2 separate regions of the Homo sapiens genome follow, and region 2 is linked to region 1. A link is an interaction called in ENCODE POLR2A ChIA-PET data of the cell type or tissue named here. Cell type or tissue: Panc1. All regions are shown on one strand. Links, peaks and the distances in the headings refer to the core of each region. The heading gives the core; the rest is flanking DNA. Region 1 has its middle 25 kb from the start of MIR3917. Region 2 overlaps CRYBG2 (crystallin beta-gamma domain containing 2).

The links. ChIA-PET counts read pairs that join two places held together with the same protein. Peaks named below come from ENCODE experiments on the same cell type or tissue, not always from the same donor. Only the 100,000 strongest peaks of a DNase experiment are listed, where the experiment ranks them.
Region 2: POLR2A ChIA-PET joins it to region 1 with 11 read pairs; 2 of 35 experiments call an interaction of 5 or more read pairs at or near these places.

What each region holds. Positions count from the first base shown.
Region 1 is chr1:25,929,760-25,932,672 of GRCh38, forward strand. No RefSeq gene overlaps it. Among named protein-coding and RNA genes, the nearest start is that of MIR3917, 25 kb to the left of the region's middle. In Panc1, for the core only: no CTCF peak of the experiment used is centred there; no DNase peak of the experiment used is centred there.
Region 2 is chr1:26,347,815-26,350,727 of GRCh38, forward strand. The region is part of intron 1 of CRYBG2 (crystallin beta-gamma domain containing 2); the gene reads right to left. Among named protein-coding and RNA genes, the nearest start is that of CRYBG2, 4.9 kb to the right of the region's middle. RefSeq lists an enhancer at 1,555-2,401. In Panc1, for the core only: no CTCF peak of the experiment used is centred there; a DNase peak (open chromatin) is centred at 1,577.

The sequences.
Region 1 (2,913 bases), core at 242-2,741:
TCTGCCCTTTCCCTTCTCCCTCCCCTTTCCATCAGCCCCCTACTCATCCTCCTCTTGTGGGGTCTTCTCTGGCTCCAACTGTTGCTCACTGCCCCCCAACCCCACATTCCACAGCATCTGTGGGCACCTCAATGCAGGGCTCCCTGGCTGTGGTCACCTCTTTAAAAGGCCTCACACCAGCTGGGTGCAGTGGCTTATGCCTGCAGTCCCAACACTTCGGGAGGCCAAGGTGGGAAGATCGCTGAGGCCAGGAGCTCAGGACAAGCCTGGGCAACAGAGTGAGACCCTGTTTCTATAAGATATTTAAAAATTAGTTGGATGCAGTGGTGCAAGCCTGCATTCTTCCTAGCTACTCAGAGGCTGAGGCGGGAGGATTGCTTGAGCCCTGAGCCCAGGAGTTTGAGACCAATCTCAGCAACACAGGGAGACCCCATCTCTACAAAAAACTAAAAAAAAAAAAAAAAAAAAATTAGCCAAGTGTGGTGGTAGACACCCATGGTCCCAGCTGATTGGGAGACTGGGGTGAGAGGATCACTTAAGCCTGGAAGGTCAAGGCTGCAGTGAGTTATGATTGCGCCACTGCGATCGAGCCTGGGTGACAGAGGGAGACCCTGTCTCAAAACAAAACAAAAATAAAAGGCCTCCCATCTATGTGTCATAATTATTGGTTTGAATCTGTCTCTCCTCCCTTTGAATTCCTCAAAGCTTGGGGACTCCCTTGTGTCCCCACTACCTAATGCAGAGTCTGGCGCAGGGAATGTATTCAACATTTTTTTAGCATTGCGTGAATGAATGAAAGAAATGAAAGAAGCAACCTGAGGGCCACCAGCTCTCATTTTTGTATGAAGATGTTCAGAATCATGCTTTGGGTTTGTATTGTACTTTTGACATTCTCAAGCTGTTTCTGATATTGCTTGTTTCATTTGATTCACATCATCACCAGAAGGTAGGCAGGGAAGGGAACATGACTCCCTATAGCTGACAAGGACCCCAGACACAGGTACAGTGACCTGCTCAAGGTCACAGGAGAGATGGCAGCAGTTGGTGGAGCATTCCTACCTCTTTATCTGACGCTGGGGCCCCCTTCACTGCTGATATGGTTGGCTGTGTCCCCACCCAAATCTCATCTTGAATTGTAGTTCCCATAATTCTCACGTGTTTTGGGAGGGCCTGGGTGGAGATAATTGAACCATGGGGGCAGTTCCCCCATACTGTTCTCATGGTAGTGAATAAGTCTCATGAGATCTGATGGTTTTATAAGGGGAGACCCCTCTCACTTGGCTCTCATTTTCTTTCTTGTTCTCTGCCACGTAAGATACGTCTTTCACCTTCCACCATGATTGTGAGGCCTCCCCAGCCACATGGAACTGAGTCCATTAAACCTCTTTTACTTTATAAATTACCCAGTCTTGGGTATGTCTTTATAAGCAGCTTGAGAATGGACTAATTCAACTGCCTTCCTGATGTTCCTGTAAACCTCCCATATAAAAGTTGTATCAGGAAAAGGAGAGAAGCTTTGTCTCCAAGGATCCATTGACCCACTTGGGGGAACCACTCCTTCTTAGCAAAAATCCAAACCCACACCCCCAAGGAAGGAAGGAAGCATCTGTAACAGTAGATGCACTGGTCTCAGAGCCAGCAAACTGAGCTCTGGTCTTAAGATTTCTACTCTCTAATCATTTGATCTTGGATAGTTTGCTTACTTTCTCTGAGTCTCAGTTTCCTGAGAAGTGACAAGTGCCTGCTTCTCAGGGCTGACGGGACTCTATGCCCTGTAAAGTATCATATGCATGTGAGGGGAAAGACAAAAATGACATGGCACACACAAAGCAGGGTATCCGATCCAGGCTAGGTTGTGCCCTAGATGGAGCCCAGTGTGCAGAGATCACTGGCACAGCCACGGGGCAGGCTGCCCTCTGTCACACTCTTCCACTTCTCCTTCCATTGCCCTATGTCCTACTAAGGGAGAGCAGGGTAGACAGTTTCACTTCCACCTGCAAGAAGGCATTTTCCTAAATTATTTGACAGCATAAAAATGATCTGGGCCGGGCACCAGCCTGGCCAACATGGTGAAACCCCATCTCTACTAAAAATACAAAAATTAGCTGGGCATGATGGCGGGCGCCTATAATCCCAGCTACTCAGGAGGTTGAGGCAGAATTGCTTGAACACAGGAGGTGGAGGTTGCAGTGAGCCGAGATCACGCTACTGCACTCCAGCCTGGGCAATAGAGCAAGACTCCGTCTCTGGGGAAAAAAAAAAATGATCTGCTTACTGGTAGCTTATAGATCCCTCAGGCTCTGACCAGCCTCCCCACATTACCCTGTGGCCATTTTGCTACTTAGTTTTCCCTCCATGGGACAGGTAGGGGGCACATAACCCATAGCACTGACCCTGCCTATCTTTATCTTTATCCCTCAGGGCCTGAGGGACAATTACTTGTCTGAAGGCCCCAGAAAAAGCCACACTCCCCTCTTCAGTTACTCATCATCAAATCTTATAAGGCTTTGAGGAGGATAAAATGAAATCACTGGCTGCGGTGACAATTTACGCCCTCTCTCTGGAAATGGCCAGCTGCTATACCACAATTATTTTTTATTATGTTCCCATTATTTAAGGTCATGAGTTCAGTCTCTGTTCTTACACAGTTAACTTTATCCAGAGTTGGGAAGATCTATTCCAAAACTGTAGACAGACGGTGCCACTCCTTCTAGCCAGCACCACTCCCAAAGTACTGTGTAGTAAATGTTTGCTCGCCTGTCCTATCCATAAGCCAATAAACTCCTCGAAGGTGAGGAATCTGCCTTATTCATATAAGCACTTCCTGTAACGGGCATAATGCTGGCATACTGTGGACATTCAATAATTAGAGCTACTGTGTACTGCACAGTGTGCTAAGCATGTTTTATATAT
Region 2 (2,913 bases), core at 204-2,703, 420 kb after region 1:
GAGGTCTTGTTATGTTGCCCATGCTGGTCTCGAACTCCTGGGCTGAAGTGATCCTCCCACCTTGGCCTTCCAAAATGTTGGGATTATGGATATATGCCACTACTGTGCCTGGCCTAACTTTTTATCTTTTTATTTTAATTTATTTTATAAGACTGAGTCTTGCTCTGTTGCCCAGGTTGAAGTGCAGTAGCTCACTGTAGCCTTGAACTCCTGGGCTGAAGTGATCCTTCTGCGTTAACTCTCCAAGTAATTGGGACTACAGGCACATGCCACCACACCCAAAATGCTCGCCTTATAACCTAAATTGCTGGCTCATCAACTTTCTGCTGTCACCTTGGAGATTTGTGACCAAATGTTAGCTGGTGTGCACACGTGTGTATGGGCATGAGCACCTGCTGATGGTCTCCAGAGCACAGGGGCAGGTCTGTGTGCAAGTGTAGGTCTAAATGGAGCCTCTCAGAGCTGGATGCAGTGGCTCACACCTGTAATCCCAGAACTTTGGGAGGCAGAGGTGGGAGGATTGCTTGAGGCCAGCAGTTCTAGACCAGCCTAGGTGACATAAAAAGACTCTACAAGTCTCTACAAAAAATTAAAAGAATTAGCCAGCATGGTGGTGTGTGCCTGTAGCCCTAGCTACCCTGGAGGCTGAGGTGGGAGGATCACTTGAGCCCAGGCTGCAATGAGCTATGATCGTGTCACTGCACTCCAGCCTGAGTGACAGAGAGATCTTATCGCTAAGAAAAGTTATCATTATTTTTTGAGACAGAGTCTCGCTCTGTCGCCCAGGCTGGAGTGCAGTGGCACGATCTCAGCCTACTGCAACCTCCTCCTCCCAGGTTCAAGCGATTCTCCTGCCTCAGCCTCCCGAGTAGCTGGGATTACAGGCATGTGCCACCATGCCCAGCTAATTTTTGTATTTTTAGTAGAGATGGGGTTTCACTATGTTGCCCAGGCTGGTCTCAAACTCCTGACCTCAAGTGATCCACCCGCCTTGGCCTCCCAAAGTGCTGGGATTATAGACGTGAGCCACTGCGCCCGGCCTAAAAAAAGTTTTTAATAAAAACAAAAATAAGGCTGGGTGCGGTGGCTCACGCCTGTAATCCCAGCACTTTGGGAGGCCGAGGCAGGCCGATCACCTGAGGTCAGGAGTTCGAGACCAGCCTGACTAACGTGATGAAACCTAGTCTCTACTAAAAATAAAAATATTATCCAGGCATGGTGGTGGGCACCTGTAATCCCAGCTACTTGGGAAGCTGAGGTAGGAGAATCGCTTGAACCTGGGGGGCGGAGGTTGCAGTGAGCTGAGATCACGCCTCTGCACTCCAGCCTGGGCAACAGAGCGAGACTCTGTCTCAAAATTAAAATTTTAAAAAAAAAGTAAATAAATGGAGCCCCTTGGCTCCGTTAGGGCACTTGGGCTTTACAAGGCACTCTTCCCTCGATTCTGTCCTCTGTGATTTTTTCCCTACTGAAGGTTAAGAAACCGAGGGTCAGAGAAGACGAGTGACTGGCCCAGGATGACGCGGCTATGAGGTTGTCAAGCAGGGATTTAAATTCCCATCTTCTGATTTCACATCCAGGCATCCTCCCTCCTACCCCCAGGCCACAGCTCTGGGGCATGTCCAGCTGCTCCTGTGATCATCCTCAGCAGAGCATGTCTCACCCTCCGTCCTGGAGGGGTGGGGCCTGGGTCTTGTTTCTTTTCTGACTCTTCCTTGATCTCTCTGGGTCTCCATAGCCTCCCTTACTAAATGTAGGATAATATTAACACCTGCCAAAGAAGACCTTCTAAGCTTCTGCTATGGCTTGAATATTTGTCCCCTCCAAAACTCATGTTGAAACTTAATCCCCAATGTGGTAATATTGAGAGGTGGGGCCTCTAAGCAGTGATTGGGTTATGAGGGCTATGCCTCATGAATGGATTAATATACTCATGGATTAATAGATTAATGGTTTAATGGATTAATGAGTGATCATGGGAGTAGGACTAGAGGCTTTTTTTTTTTTTTTTTTTTTTTGAGACAGGGTTTTGCTCTGTTGCCCAGGCTGGAGTGCAGTGGCACAATCTCAGCTTACTGCAACCTCTGCCTCCTGGGCCCAAACAGTCCTCCCACCTCAGCCCACCGAGTAGCTGGGACTACAAGCCTGCACCGCTATGCCTGGCTAATTTTTGTATTTTTTGTAGAGTTGGGGTTTCACTATGTTGCCCAGTCTGGTCTCAAACTCCTGAGCCTAAGAGATCTGCCCACCTCCGCCTCCCACAGTGCTGGGATTACAGGTGTGAGCCATTGTGCCTGACCGGACCAGTGGTTTTATAGGAAGAGGAAGGGACACCTGAACTAGCACCTCAGCCCCACTGCCATGTGATGCTCTGAGCCCCCTCGGGACTCTGCAGAGAATCACCAACAAGGTTCTTACCAGATGCACCCCCTTGACCTTGGGCTTCCAGGTTCAGGTATTCCATTATAAGCAACAGAAAATAGACTAAGCTCCCTAGGAACTCTCAGGTGAATTTCTCTGTTTTACTAGTTGCAACAACAACAAAAACAGCCATTTGGGGAGGGCTGACTCTGCCAAACACCTTGCTAAGTGCTTTAGATTCATTGTCCCATTGAAGCCTCAGAAGAATCCCAGGAGCTTGAGACCTCATAAAGAATAAATTATTAATAAATTAGATCATACCTTCCCATTTTGCAGATGAGATTTTTTAAATGCTCAGAGAGGTTAAGAAACTTGTCCAAAGTCACAGAGTAACCGAAACAAGACTTGAACCCCAACCCTAAGTGCTCACTCACCATACCAAACTCCCTAATATATGTATCCTATAACTGAGTCTCTGGTTTGGGGGTTTACATTTACAGGGAGCCATGTCAGTCCTGGAGGGCGTCTCCACCCCCACTCCCTGACTTCCAA